2 separate regions of the Mus musculus genome follow, and region 1 is linked to region 2. The links are chromatin loops, found by intact Hi-C in ENCODE. Cell type or tissue: left cerebral cortex. All regions are shown on one strand.

Region 1 (8,000 bases), 140 kb before region 2:
TGCTCGCTAGCAGCACAACCTGGCTGTATGGACATCCACAGGCTTCGTCAGTTGAGAACATCCCGTAACTCACACTGTAGCTACTGTTTTGTTTGCTACTCCCCCGAATGAATAACCGAGAGACTGCAAGCTTTCTTACAGATATCCGCTCCATTGCCACCCAGATGCATTGAGCTGCTAGGATTGTGGTTGTGAAGTTGTTCATACCGTGGTCCTAGTCTGATGTCTGTAGGGTCTGTAGTCACAGCTCACCGTGGGCCTAGTCTGATGTCTGTAGGGTCTGTAGTCACAGCTCACTGTGGGCCTAGTCTGATGTCTGTAGGGTCTGTAGTCACAGCTCACCATGGTCCTAGTCTGATGTCTGTAGGGTCTGTAGTCACAGCTCACCATGGTCCTAGTCTGATGTCTGTAGGGTCTGTAGTCACAGCTCACCGTGGGCCTAGTCTGATGTCTGTAGGGTCTGTAGTCACAGCTCACCATGGTCCTAGTCTGATGTCTGTAGGGTCTGTAGTCACAGCTCATTCTTCACCCTGACCGCTGCTTTTTCATTTTTATTTTTCCCTCTCCTGATAGAGTCTTACAGGAGTTTTGTCAATTTTATTAGTCTTTCCAAAGACCTAACTTTTTCCTTTTGTTCACCATGAGGTAAAGTGTTTTCTAGCTTCCTTCATAAGTTCTCTTGCCATTTAGAATGTTATTTAAAGTGTCATTTAGATTGAGATCTTTGGTGTCTAAATTTTGAGTGCTTTTCTGGTAACTGAACTTGGGTATTCTGTGAGAGCAGTGTATGTGTGTAGTCACTGTGACATATCTCTTGCCCCTAGAACTATTTTGTTAAGAAATATCTGCCCCATGGTATCTGGCTTTCCTTCAAGGATCCTAAGTGTGCAAGTGTAAGACAGACTGGTATTGTCCCAAAGGCTGCTCAAGTCCTATGTGGTTAACTTTCAATCACCATCACCATCCTCACCACCATCACCATCCTCACCATCACTATCACTCTTCTTAGTACTTTTGTTCTCCAAACGAAAATTAGGAATTATGAAAGCATGTTTATTTATTCATGCGCCTTATCCTTTATTTTGTATCTCAAGTTTGCTTTTCAATTCACCAGGTAAAATTTATGCCAGTGTATATGTTGGGGTTTGGAATTTTTGTTTGTTTGTTTTTCTCTTTGTTTATTTTGGAATTATCATTTAACTACAACATTTCACTCTTCTGCTGAGCCCTTGTCTTTAAACTCACTGAATCATATTTCCTATGTATGTATCTGAACATATTTACAGCAGCTGATGTAAAGAGCCTCTCAGTTAACTTGCAAATCTGAGTTATCTCAGGGTCTGTGTCTTTAGCTCCCAACTTTCCAGTGCCTGAACACATCTCCTGCCATTTTCTAGCTATAACTAACTGGTAAGCAAGTCCATCAGTACTCTGATATGTCGGGAATCCTCCGTCAACAGCTTTGACCGTTACTTTAAACTTAAACTGTTACAAGTCTGTGATTTATACCATTTAGGTTATTGCAGAAACAGTTCTTCTGGAGAAATGGAACTAACTGTGTTAGTGTGGTGCTGTTCGTCATTACAAATAATACCTTAGCCAAGGCATTTGTGTGTTGGACAGCACTGCTGTGACCTAAATGCCTCCTGTCACATTTGGGCAGAAGTTGAACCTCCTAGCCGCTAGTATTAAGAGGCAGGCCTTTAAGAAGCTCTCACATAGGCCCTTATGTGTAGATTAATGCCATTTTCGCAGGCATGAGCAGCCTGCTGTGTGCCTGCTTACTTTTCTTCTCTGTCTATGTTGCCTATGTGCTTTCTGCCTTGCTAGGAAGCAGCTCAGTGGTCCTCACCAATGCTGTGTTCTTGGACGCTCCAGCCTCCAGGTCCGTGAGCCAAAATAACCTGTATTTAGTTTGTGCCGTGTGCAGGATCTCGTGATGACCTCAGAGAGCAGAGCAAGAGTCGCCTAAGTGACTCAAGGCCTACTTTTGTGTGGCTCTTTAGTATTCAGTCAGAGTAGTCCCAGTGAAGGAGCGCAGTCAGAGAACGATCCAGGCTCTTGTTTTTCCCTACATGACCTGACCTTGTGCAATTAAATTCATGTATTATCCAACAATTAAGGTATGAGAATACATTATTACATAATACAGTAACCTTGCAAGCCACTGACCTCAGCATGACTCCCACGCTATCCTATTTTGTAAGAAAGGGGACACAGCTGACTCTTCCTGCTAGGCTGTGGCCAGTGTTGTCCAGAGCGACACTTTTCAGAAGCTGCTGACTGAAGCTTCAGGAGATGCGTATGAGATGCTCAGCTGTGCTCTTCTGTATCCGCCCCAGCGCTTTGAGGATTGATGAAAATGTTAGATGTGAACTCACTAGAAAAGAGATCTATAAAATGAATCTGGTTACGAATCACCGTTAGTTATCATCCAGACTTCTGCACTTGCAAACCTATCAAGTCTCTTCCTCTTCTGAATCCCAGAAATGATGGCGGCCGTACAAGCTCTTCAGACATCTGCCAAACGGAACGGCACATAGCTCTCGGTTGTCGGGCAGCTTTGGCTCAGCCGGGCACAGGACAGGGAAGTGGAAATGGATTTTTAAGAAGCAGGTGAAAAGGACAGTTCGTTTACAGCTGCACCAGAGGTTCATTGGGCCCAACCCAAGGTCTGAAGATGAGAATTGAGGGTGCTTCTGGAGGGGGTGATGTGCGGGGACCTTTGATTGAATGAGTGGGAATCTGGTGAGAGAAGTGGGAGTTAAGGAAGAGCTGGGGTGAGGGAATGTAAGAAACATGGGAGTGGGGGAAGAGGGGCTGTGTTGGCTTTCATCGAGTCCCTAAAGGATGGCAAGATATGAAGTGTCATGCTTAGAGAAAACAGACGCAGGAAGCAAGCTGATGTGCTTAGGTGAGGGGATTCTGGCCCAGCAGCCCATGCTGCACACTTTTCGAAGGCGGAGATGCAGAACTGCCTTTATCTTTGGGAAGCTAGGGCCGTCGGCGCGCTGGCAACAGCTGACAAGCTGTCCTCCAGGTTATTCTAGCCCTTATCTTCAGGGATAATACAGACAGATAAATAAGCATGGATACGCAGTCGTAAAGTCACCGGGCTTGAACTGCTGATGCCGATCTGTGCAGAGAAGCACTCGTAAAAACCTGGGGCTGGAGGGACCCGGGCCCACAGGAGGGTGCACCTTGACGGAACGGGCAAGGAGTTTTGAACTCGGCCAGAATTTTGCAAAGCAGAGGAAATAAAAGTGGGGCCAGGGAGTAGCAGGAGCCAGGGGTTAGCTGATCTGAAATCCAACCTACTAAGAAGAGAGTAATACGGGGACAGTGAGATGAAGCGGAGAAGTCGGAAAGTAAATAAGTGAGGTCATTCAATCATAAAAGACCCGTGAAAGTCCCGGGAGATTCACTTGGACCACAAGAAACAAAAAACAAAACCGTGCCGTGACTAAGAGCCAATTACTACCTAAAGCTTTAATATGATTCAAATGGCAAGTGACACCAGAAGATTGTCACAAGCCACCCTGAGTGCCCCTGTCATGTGCTGCAAGTCTTCCTTGCTCAAGGAGTATTGTTCCAGATGGTGCATTCTGATCCCCATGGTGTACCAGCCTGGTTTGTTTTAATGTCCTTTTAAAACAAGGTCTCATGTTTCCTAAGTAAAAGTGTTTAACTTATAACAAGAAGAGTTGTTAATGAGCCTCCACCACTGGAGAAAACGTAAGAACAGAGCAGTGTTGGGTTAAAGGCCGGGTGAGAGAGGCCGGGTGAGAGAGGCCGGGTGAGAGAGGCCGGGTGAGAGAGGCTGGGGGAGAGAGGCAGGGTGAGAGAGGCAGGGGGACACCGGGGCAGATTGCCCTTTGGGGTAAGAGATTTCTTAGAGCAGTTATTAGTGGTATGGACAGACAGACAGAGAACATTGCAGGGGCTCACAGGACAGTGCAGCCCACATGGCAGGAGTTGGGCCTCCTCCTTGTAGGTTTCAGAGGAAAAGTATGGTCTCTGTAACAGATCACGTGATTGATAAGTAGTCACGGGACAGGTTATGCCCAAAACAGCTCTGGGGGCGGGGGAAAGAATCTAGACGCAGTTACTCCACATAATCATAATCCAGGGCATTAAGTTACCGTACTTCTGGCAATGGTCACAGTTCCATTATAATGGAGTAGCCTTACATAATGGCATGGCCCCGGCTAGCAGCCTGTAACTATGACCCAGAGGTTGTATTTCCAAGACTGCTTTGAAGCACTGCAAAGCAGTGGAGTGTCGTGGAACTTTGTAAGACTTCACAGGTAGATGGAGAGGGGAGGGGAGGGCATGAAGAACTTCTGACTTGGTTTTTTGATGGAAAGAAAAAGGCTCAAGCTTATGTGTGGTTCAGGGAAGACACAGGGAGAGAGGTACAGAGGCATGAGGGGCTGGGGGACTGGGCTTTGAAGTGTAACTTTGTTTACACGTCCTTAAACTAGGCCAGGAAGTTAAACCTCTTATAGGGTGAAAACCAACCTGCTATCCCATCTGGGGAGGACTTTTAAATGCAGGCGCGCCATGTGCGCCCTGCCCGCCATGTACGCCCTGCCTGCCATCCACTCCTACAACAGGCATTTCCGCAGGTTCAGTCCCACTCATTTCCTTGCTGACCTTTGCTGAATGAAATAGGGTCACACTCAGCTTCCCGGGCCTGACCTCTGCCGTCAGGCATCTTCTCTCTGTGTGCCTGGGCCTCTTCTGTGGATTCCAGCCAGACAACAGACACTTTACTCAGTGTGCTTTCTTCTTAAATGATTACCAACTCAACCACCCCATTTCCAAATAAGCTCACCTTCTAGAAGAGGAGTCTAAGGTTACAATTTTGACTTCTTTTGTTTGGACATAATTCAACCTGTAGCAAAAGAAATAGGATTTCTTACTTCCGAGGGAAACATACGGAGTCAAACTAACAAACTTGAATTCAGGTAGAAAAGATTGATTTTTTCCCCCCTTTAAGCAATATATGTTGCGTGGAATGGGGAAATCTAGTAAACATTAAATATTTTTATCTGCAGAAAGCATTTGGTAGGACTCTCAATGGGAGATTAATGGCTAAAATAAAGAAGGAGGCATTAGGAGATAAATTTGCTTATGAGCAAGCGACAGAGACTTACAGGGGAAGGAAATTCCTTCCAGATTGGAAACGAGTGACGTACAGCCCCGGCCAGGAAGCAGTTTGGGGACCTGTGGGCTTTTCACTTTATTTTTATTGGACTTTGTAATAAAATACAGGTCCTCAAACAGTCCAAGACAGAGAGAATAATACTGCGAGCATCAGTAATCAAAAGTTATTCTCCATCATAAACTAAATGACTGGAAATAAATACAGACACGAGACTGCACCACGTGCTGTAATATTATAAAGCGGAGCCAGGGACTCTCCTGTGCTCTCTTTTCTTCTGCATGGATGAATATTTCTTTATTTGATTTCAAAGAAAAAATATTTGAGGGCTTCTAGGTTTACTTCATAAGAACAAATAAATGAAGAAAGATGTAGTTTTTTTTCTAAAAAATGTAGAAAGTTATGTTAACTGGAGGAAAAACTGGCTGACACAAGCCGAAGGTTGTACTGCCATTTCTAGAATAAAGAAGAGAGAGACCCTCTGTATTAAATTGCTCAGCCAAGCCATTCAGTGAAACGACTTAGGTAGTGAAGGGGCATTCCGGAAATCCACAGTTTCTGTCTGTGGCCCTGGCCCTAATGCAAGTGAATACAAACAAAGTCATGCATGCTAGCCGAGGGGAGCTGCGAAGCAGAGGGAGGGAGGTACTGCGGGAGCCCCTTTTCTTTTTAAATGTTTGTTAACATGGCTCTTTACAAGCCCGTAAACTTCAGTGATCTCCTATGTAATTTTTGTCTTCCCTCGAGCTAGTTAGGCAAGTGGGAAATGTGGTCTTCAGGTTGGAATCCCGCCTGCCACGTTTTCTGTGTGTAAGTCACTAAAGAGATCTTCGCTTACTCATCGATTTCCCTGTTACTTGCCAGTCAAAGAGTCTAAGTGGATGTTTGTAGGTAGATGGTGGAGGCCTGGGGGTGCAGCTCAGTGGTGGAGGGCCTGTCTGTTATGTCCAAGACCCTGGGTTCAGTCCCTAGCCAGAGTTAAATAAGTAGATAGAGAATTAATGCTGAAATGCCTAGAAAACTATTAGGATTGTAAACTGTTAAGCAAGCAAGCAAACAAACAAACAAACAGGGGAGCTGGAGAGGTGGCTCAGCCGTCAAGAGAGCCATTTGCTCCTGCAGAGGACACTTGCCCTGTTGTCAGGGTCCACATGGCAGTTTACAGCCATCTGTGGTTGCAGTTCCAGGGGAACTGATACTGTTTTCTGACCTCCAAGGCCACCAGGCATGTTCGTGGTACATAGACATGTTTCTATATCCTCATGCACGCAAAATAAGAATGAATCTTTAAAATGGAAAAATGTCTAAATAATGTTGTTTTGCTTGTTTTTAAAGAGTTCACTGACCTCAAACCTCTCACTCTACCACAAGAAAACCTGAAATACAAAAGTGTCCGAGCTCAGGAGGGACTAAAATATCAAGCCCGTGTAGATGGTGAAAGTGCTGCTGAGAGAGACAGTCTAGGCCAACACTCTTTAGCGAGACTTTTATGAGGATTTCCTCAAGAGCTTCATAGTTACACCGTTGATAAATCCAACTGTCAGAGAATCAGGTGTCAGCCGGTCCTGGGTGGACATGGCAGTGGGATGGCTAGTGTTTCCTTGGGTCCTCGGTGGGCATGGCCGGGTGATAGTTACCAGGGTGGGCGTGGCAGGGGGTGGTTAGTGCTTTTTCTGAAGTACTTCAGAAATGGCCATGAGTACTTCTGTTTAGCAGGCAGGACCCTGAACCGATGGTCAGGACAGGACTCTTTCTTCCAAGCCCTGCAGTTTAATAGTCATTTAAAAAGAGCCTGACATCAGTAGAAAGAGAATTCCTTGGTCCTGTGAAGGCTCGAAGCCCCAGTGTAGAGAGATGCCAGGGCGGTGAGGTGGGAGGGGAACATCGGCATAGAAGCAGGGGGAGGGGTGTGGGGGAGGTCCAGAGGGGAAACCGGGAAAGGGAATAACATTTGAAATGTAAATACATAAAATAACCAATAAAAAGAGAAAAAGGAAAAAAAAGTCTCAAGCTTGAACAGGACTCTCGGTAGCCAGCACAGAACAAATCTGTTGTTTCACAAGCTGCTTTTGTAAGTGGCCGGCTTGGTAGGCTGAGCCGGTTTCCCCTGAGAGATCCCGTCCCGTGGGTCAGCTGGTCTCTGGGCCAGTCCAAGGGCTTGGCCCACATCAGCCATGCTGTAGTACAGTGTAGACTCTGAACCACAAGCTGGCACTCATCTTTACCTAGTTGTTGTTCTTCACTGCAATACAAACAGACCATGGCTTTTTCTCCTGTCTTCTCCATGTTGGGTGTGGGGTTTGTTTGGGGTCCTGCCCCGTTCTGGGCTATGTGGACTGAGAAGAAGGCTTATGAGAGAGAAGGGAGACAGAAAATGGGTAAATGGAGACTGGGCAGCCAGCACGTGAGGTGAGGTGGTAGCCATCTCTTAGGTCTTGTATACAAGTTAAAAGCAGAGAGAGTGGTTTGCTCTGTGGGAAGCAAGGGGAGACAGGGCCATTGTTTTCATGCATCTCTTCCTGCTAACCCACTGGGAGGGAGTCAGAAGGAAGAACTCACAAAGCTGTTGACTCTTATGACTCTTGTTGGGGACAGATGTGAAGGAAGGCCTTTTGGCTGGAAAGTCACTGGATCTGTGTTGCTGAGATGTACAGAGGCAGCATGTCCCTCCAGTGTGTGTGGGGAAGAGGTGGAGGTGTGGCTAGAGAGTGGGAGGTCAGCCAGAAAGCATTTTACAACTGAGAACTATCTGAGGAGTCAGGCTTCCTCCGAGTAGGGGCAGGGAAAGCTTTTAGCTTGAGGACTGAGCACTGGACTAGCGAGTCATCCCTCC
Region 2 (8,000 bases):
TACACACAAACACATACTCATACACACCCACTCATGCACACACACTCATACACACACACTCATACACACACAAACATATACACACAAACACACATTCATACACACATAAACACACACACTCATACACACAAACACACACACTCATACACACACAAACACCCATACACACACAGATACATACACTCATACACACATAAACACACACTCATACACAAACACACACACTCATAAACATAAACATACACACACTCATACACACAAACACACACACTCATATACACATATTCATACACACACACTCATACACACACAAACACACACACTCATACACACATACTCATACACACAAACACACACACTCATACACACACATACACACACACTCATACACACATAGTCATACACACACAAACACACACACTCTCACACACAAACACACCAGTCATATACACACAAACTCATGTACACACAAACACACACTCATACACACACATACACACACACTCATACACACATAAACATGCACACTCGTACACAAACAAACACACACACTCATACACAAATACACACACACACACACATACACACACACACACACACACACACACACACACACACACACACACACACACACGAACAAGAAAACAGTGAAATAATAGCTATCCCTTGCCACCAAGGCTGTTGTACATGAATCAGCCCTGAGTGAGAGACAGTGTAGAAGCCATTTGCTTCTTTCAAGGTTGGCTCTGAGACCTTTATTTATTCATCTCTGGATGACCCCAGGCCCATCTGGGGTGACCACTAGTATGCACTTAATTCTTTTACAGCTACGTTATTACATCTTTTTTATTGTAGTAAGACATACTGCACATAAAAGTTACCATTTAAACACACTCATTCAGATCTCCCAAGGGGAAATCTGCCTCTTTTTAACTCTGTCTATGTCCTATACAGTGGAGAGCCAATTGCAACACCATCAAGCAGAGAGGAGCTCTCAAAGGATAACTGTGTGGCATGGACGCGTATTATGTGCAAGGCTTACTCACACCACTGACTTGAGAAAGGAGTAAAGACTTACTTGTTCATGAGCATCGTAACTGTAATGAAATACAAATGAGCTTCTTGAAATGTCGGGGATTTTGAGTGGCCTGTTTGTTCTCTGAGGCAGCAGAGCCTCTTCCAGGAGCTATAGACTCCTGCTTGTCGTAAGTCAAATAAGTATAAAGGCCGACATCTCATAACTGGGAAGTAGAGAGGAGATGCAGCTGCAGGAAGGCAGCTGGAAGAATTCTTGGGGCAGGAAGATGCGACCCAACTCTTTGGAACTAAGTAAATAATTAAGAGGTAACCTTGAAATAAAGACTGTGAAATTAGGGTTTGGGGACACACTTCATTCAGGATGGTGCTTGCTAAGGAAACATTATGGCTCCAGTTTGGATCTTTAGCACTGATGTCATTTCACCACTGTGGTGGTGAAGACAGGGCCATCCTAGGCTCACTGACCAGCTGGTTTAGTAAGATCTGTGAGCTCCAGATTCATCGAGAGATTCCGTCTCAAAAATTCAAGCGAAGAAAAATAACGTCACCTGACATTGACCTCTGACCTCCACACACATGACACAAAAGGACATATATACAACAGAACACACACACACACACACACACACACATACTCGCGCGCACACACACACATGTGCACTATGAAATTGGAGGCTTGCTAGGTGATGAATAAAAAAAGAGTCAAGTTCTGTTGTGGACTTATCACACACATTTTTTTTTTTACTTAATATGGATACATTCAGAATTAAAAATATACACATTAGGCAACAAGATTAGGTCACTGTATGGGGCTAAAGGTTCTAGAAGGACAGTGCCCTGGAGGTACAAGCTTAAAAAACCCTTCTGGGTTCTAACAATTCATCCATCCACCCATCACGCATCCATGTGATATGTAATTAAACATTTCTTTGACATTCTCAGACAAAAATCCTTTCAAAGTTGTGAGTTTGTTCCTCTTATGGTTCCTGTATTTGGAGTAAGTGGAAAAAAAAAAAGAATAAATACATAAGTGAACTAGAAAACACCCAGGCAGTAACATCTATAATGAAGACATTACAACAGAATGGTAAGATCGAGTATGTAGTTTTTAAAACATGAAATAAATTATTGAATGCCCTTTCCATCCCTTTCCTGACCTAACTCTTTATTTCTTTTTTTCACATAGTTTTACATTCATTTGTGTGTGTGTGTGTGTGTGTGTGTGTGAGAGAGAGAGAGAGAGAGAGAGAGAGAGAGAGAGAGGGAGAGGGAGAGGAAGAGAGAGAGAGGGAGAGGGAGAGGCAGAGGGAGAGGGAGAGGCAGAGGCAGAGAGAGGGGGAGGGAGGGAGGGAGGGAGGAAGGGAGGGAGGGAGGGAGGGGGGGTGAGACACAGAGAATAAACTGAAGCATACATGTGGTGTGGTCAGAGGACAGTTTACAGGAGTGGGAATCTGTCTTCTACATACCACACAGATTTGGGGGTTGACCTCAGGTCATCAGTCTTGGCAGCAAACACCTTTACCCACTGAGCCATCCCGCCCATCCCCTTCAGTCGTTTTCATGGTGCCCCACACTCAGTGCCATGCAGATCCAGTTTCTATTTTTATAACTTTTAACCCCTACACAAGACAAAATGCAGGATGTTTTGAACACAATAGACCCTCAGTAAATTATTCAAAAAATTCAGCTGTTTATAGACTTAGATTCTATGAAACGAAGATTGCAAGATTAACAAAAGAGAGGACCGAAAACTATGCGGCATAATTAAGAGAGGAGCAGGTTAAAATTAGATGACAGTGAGTCTTATTGGCACAAATAATGACTCCATCAACATGGCGTGTGAATAGCAGGAGACCATCATTCTTCTCACTTGTGTGTCTCATCTGCCTTGGGAAGTTGGAGATAGCGGGGCATTTTGCCAAAATTAGAAGCAATTTGAATTGTTGAGTGTGGACCGAAACTTGTGCATGTCTGCCTTTGAGTTCTGATTGCTGGCAAGATAAAACTTTAAAGTTCAAAGAAAGTGGGAGGGAGAGGGTGAATCTGATCAAAATACATTGTATGAAATTCTCGAAGAATTAACGGGACTATTTCAAAAAAAGAACGCGGCTCATATGGAGCAGAGGGCTGCCTTGTCTGGCTGCAGTGAGGGAGGATGCGCCCAGTCCTGCAGACTTGGGGCCCAGGCGTCAGGTGACCTGATACCTGGAGTGGGGCACCTTCTCAAAGGCAAAGGGGATGGGGTAGACCTCTACGAGGGGGGACCAAGAAGGGGGACAGCATTTGAGATGCAAATAAATAAAATATTTAATTAAAAAAAAGAAAGAAAATATGGGGTAGAGAGAGAAAAGAGGCGAAAGACTCACGAGTTTGAATTCATGGTAAAGAATCACAGGCAAATGAATGGACACCCTCTATGGAGGTGGGCGGGAAGGCAAGGGGCGGGAGGAGCCGTGATCATCCAAATCCAACTTGGGAGTATTTAGATTTGTACACAGGCTCTCAGCCTGCTGGGTGGGTGATTGACAAGCATAGGGCAGTCTCCTTTGGTAAAGAAACTGTCGGTGACATAAGCCATACATTTCCCTTCCTAATTCTCCTGATAATAGCAATTTATCTTTCTCAAGCCCGGGTGGGAACGGAGCACTGCACGCTAATGCCGATGGGGGCCCTTTCTGCCCACCTCACATGTAAATGTTCTAGTGGGATTTACACGACTCAGTGATGGAGTCTAGTGGGGGCTCTCCCGCTTCATTCTCACCCCCACCCCTGCTCACAAAGGCTATCTGGGTTTCTGGAAAAGATTCTCACTCAGCAGAGAGGAATCGGCACACTAATGCTTTGGGGAAGTGTGGGTTTACCACAAAATCCGAACTGATCCGAAATCCCAGTAAGAAAGTTCTGGGTGTCTTAGAGTGGAAGTGGATTATCTACAAGGGACTTAGGCAGAAGCTGTAACTAGTGGTGTCTCGCATTCCAATGCTCACTCCACCCAAGGCATATAAATATACATTCATGAAGGAACCCACTCAATCCCTTTATTTTTAGGAGATCACATTAAATATTTATGCCCCTCTGTCCTCTTAACAATTCTTTTCCCTAAGAAAAAAAAGTATGTATATAGTGTGATTAAAAATTTACCTTGTAACAAATAACTTCAATTAGCGCCTTCATTTCCCCTGTTCTTCTCAGAGTTAGGGCGGATTGTGAAATAACAATCACTTTTGAACCTCTCAGACTGGGAAGACACCCTATCAATGGTGGCAGGCAAGTCACAACACAATGTAGACTTCATATCCATCAGAATGTCAAATGATCTCATTAGAGTCTCGGGTCTGTACGTGGGTGCATTTCAACGACGCTGCTTTTCCTGCACCGAAGTTTAGCAAAGATTAAGTCATTTAGCAGCGACAGTTGGCTACAGCAGCCAAGTAGGGGCTTAGATGAAATGTGTCAGTCATGTTCGAGCAACTCTGGCTTGACGGGAGGCCATGGGGAGGAGTTGCTGTCACACAGCTACAGCCCACGTGGGTGGAAGTCTTCCCACAGAACAATCCTCCTGTAAATTTTCTAACTTCTTTGTGAGCTTTCCCCCAAGTATGACTGTATTCACCATGAAAATTAAGTCCCTGAACATCATAACCAGGAATTATTTAATATAACAGATTAAAAAAAACCAAACTCCTTCGATGTTGGAAAAAGGATATTGAAAAGATAGACTTTAGAATTTACATAAAGAAATAATGTATTGGGTAATGGGATGAGGCTCAGTGCATAGAAAGGCTTGCTGTATAAACAAGAAGACCTGGGATTGAATAGCTAACAGCAAACAAGAAAGCTGGCATGGCCGCATGTGACTACTCTATTATTAGGGTGCAGAGACAGGTGGATCCCATGAAAACCTTAGCCAGTTTTCCTAGCAGAAATTTAGACAAGAGTCTAGTTCAGCCAGAGGCTCTGTCTCTGAGGTAGAGAGTGATCAGGGAAGATGGATGATGTTCTGGATATAGACTCTTGGTTGCACATACTTATACACTCATGTATCTATGTCTCTCACACACAGAGACACACAATGAAATAGTACATAGGAATAGTTAAATAATAATACTTACGTATTATTCCATTTATATAATATTCAATCTCAAACTTTTTATTATTCCTCATCTCCCCCAGAATATTTTCTTTTATTTATTTTTTTAAGAGTGCTTATCCTTGCCAGGCGTGGTGGCACACGCCTAATCCCAGCACTCGGGGGGCAGAGGCAGGCAGATTTCTGAGTTCGAGGCCAGCCTGGTCTACAAAGTGAGTTCCAGGACAGCCAGAGCTACACAGAGAAACCCTGTCTCAAAAAAAACCAAACCAACCAACCAACCAACCAACCAACCAAACAAACAAACAACAAAAAAAGAGTGCTTATCCTTACTTAGCTCAACTTTGAGAGTCAAATATCGTTTCTGGTGTTATCCCCCCACTAAGGGAAACCCTAAATCTCTATAGGGAGTACCTAGCATACACCTAGCTAAGCACCTGCTTGGGGCAGGTGTATATAAAGCAGCAACGCCTCAGCCTTCCGAGGGTCTGGGTCATAGGTCACTCCAGGGACCATGGCGACCATTTCACACTTGAAGTTTCTAAGATCCGTTACTTCTTTCTCTAGGAGGTTGATGGTCATCAGGTCCCCATGAAATCTGGAGCCTCTGAGTGTGTGAACACAAGTACCACACAAAACAATGAGCAGATTAAACACAGGAAGAGATGAACATGAAGGAAATACCAACAGTTAGTTGGTGATGTTATACAGCTTTGGCTTCTTTAACTATGGGGGAGCTCCTTTAACTGTGTCCTAGGACAAGTCACAAGTTCTATAACTTTTGTTGGAAAGTACTCAAGGAATGCAGCCACACAGCGTGGGACCTGGGACAGCCTGGGCTACACAGCGTGGGACCCGGGACAGCCTGGGCTACACAGCGTGGGACCCGGGACAGCCTGGGCTACACAGCGTGGGACCCGGGACAGCCTGGGCTACACAGCGTGGGACCCGGGACAGCCTGGGCTACACAGCGTGGGACCCGGGACAGCCTGGGCTACACAGCGTGGGACCCGGGACAGTCTGAACAGAGAGACCTCTCACAGAGGATGTGCTGAGCACCATGGCCAGCAGTTGAAAGAGAAAATTCTCATTCTAAGGCATTCTCCCGCGTCAGCTTGTGTTTTCCTGAACGGAATATTCATCGTGGGGCTTTACCTGCGGATCCAGGACTTCAGTGAGAGACATCTATGAAGGACGGTTGTTAGGTGCTTTGATTAATAAAATGATTTAAGAGAGTCATTCATTTTTATTTTCTGTTTATTTGTGAGTGCCTGCATGTCTGTACTTGCACAATATGTATACCTGATACCCATGGAGGCAGGAAGGTGCCATCGATCCCTCGGAACTGGAGTTCAGATGGCTTTGAGTCATCCAAATGTGACTATTTGACACTGAATCGGATCCGGGTCCTCTGCATGAACAGCAAATGCTCTTAACCGGAAAAGGTGACACAAAAGTTCCAGAATCATCTCTCCACAGTCCCTGGGATGGCGGTGACCACTTGTTTGTTTTGTTTTTAGGGAGAGGCTTGGTTTTATTTTGAGATTCTGAAAAGTTTTCCTTAGGAAACTATCAACTAATACTGATCTGAAGAACAGGAAGACTTGTCAGCAGATAACTGCCATGTGGGGAGAATTAAGTGTTGTAGGATGTGTGCCAGGGCCTCCAGGATAGCTTCGCCCCCTCCTTTTATTTCCAACAGGGTATGGTAGATGTGCTGAAGAGATGGTAGCCAGGTCAGATTAGGGAATGAAAGAACTCTTTAAATAGGAACTATAGTCTTCCTCATGAAGGTTTGTTGAGTGTGAAGGAGACAACATACGATAAAATAAAAAGAACCTGATTGTGTAAGAGCTTACTGTGGCGTTCTAATGGAAATTAAAGTTCTGCTTGAAATGGAACAAAGTTAGACAGCATTCTAAGTTGATGCAGCACTTTGTGCTTTTCCAGAGCAGTTCCTCACCACATTAGCATCACCTTGCAAGGTGTTTTAAGTTTTAGTATATTTATTCATATGCCATTTAGGCTCAGCGATGAATAGTGTCCAGAATTAAATTCAGGGACACACAGAACATTGTTCTTGTGTTCACAGAATATCCTCTCTAGGCTGTGAAGATCTTCCTGGTAAGAGCCTCAACTATCTTTGAGGGCCAGAGTATTGGTAACATAGAAACTCACTGTTGGCCATTAAATGACTATTTTCAGTAAGCAGAAGTTTGGGTTTAAAAGACCATAGGTCCTAGAGTCAAAACACCTGGTTTTAAATCTGTGTTTGGATGATTCTGGAACTTTTGTGTCACCTTTTCCGGGCCCCACTCTTATTATCTGGAAGCCAATGCAATGCTGTCATACAAGAATGGTGAGAAGCTGTGCGTGAAATGGTTTGTGCACCAAGCCTTTTCTCTCCTGAACTAAATAATAGAATGCAGCAGGCAAGAGACACTGACCATGGTATACATGTCTTACACACACACACACACACACACACACACACACACACACACACACACACACACAAATATTTAAAACATCATAAAATACTTGTAGTTCTGATTATATACATTTTTTCCTATATAAAATAACCCCATGGGCTTGTATGTTTGAATAATTGGTCTCCAGTTGGTGGAAAAGTATGGGAAGGATTAGAAGGTTCGGCCTTGTTAGAAGATGCGCGTCACTGGGGTTGAGCTTTGGGGTTTCAGAAGCCCACACCATTCCCATTTATCTCTCTCTGCCTCCAGGTTGTGGGTCAAGATGTGAACTCTCTGTTGCTCGTTTGCTCCCTTATCTGGACTCCAACTCTCTGAAATGGTAATATAAGTTAAACACTTTCTTTTTTCAGGGTCCTTGATCATAGTATTTTGTTATAGCA

What was found. Peaks named below come from ENCODE experiments on the same cell type or tissue, not always from the same donor. Only the 100,000 strongest peaks of a DNase experiment are listed, where the experiment ranks them.
Region 1: it touches region 2 in a loop (2.0-fold over the local background); 2 of 42 quality-filtered maps call a loop at or near these places.

What each region holds. Positions count from the first base shown.
Region 1 is chr6:137,800,193-137,808,192 of GRCm38, forward strand. All of the region lies in intron 6 of Dera (deoxyribose-phosphate aldolase (putative)), which reads left to right. Among named protein-coding and RNA genes, the nearest start is that of Dera, 50 kb to the left of the region's middle. In left cerebral cortex, no CTCF peak of the experiment used is centred here; no DNase peak of the experiment used is centred here.
Region 2 is chr6:137,942,295-137,950,294 of GRCm38, forward strand. No RefSeq gene overlaps it. Among named protein-coding and RNA genes, the nearest start is that of Gm38552, 90 kb to the left of the region's middle. In left cerebral cortex, no CTCF peak of the experiment used is centred here; a DNase peak (open chromatin) is centred at 3,994.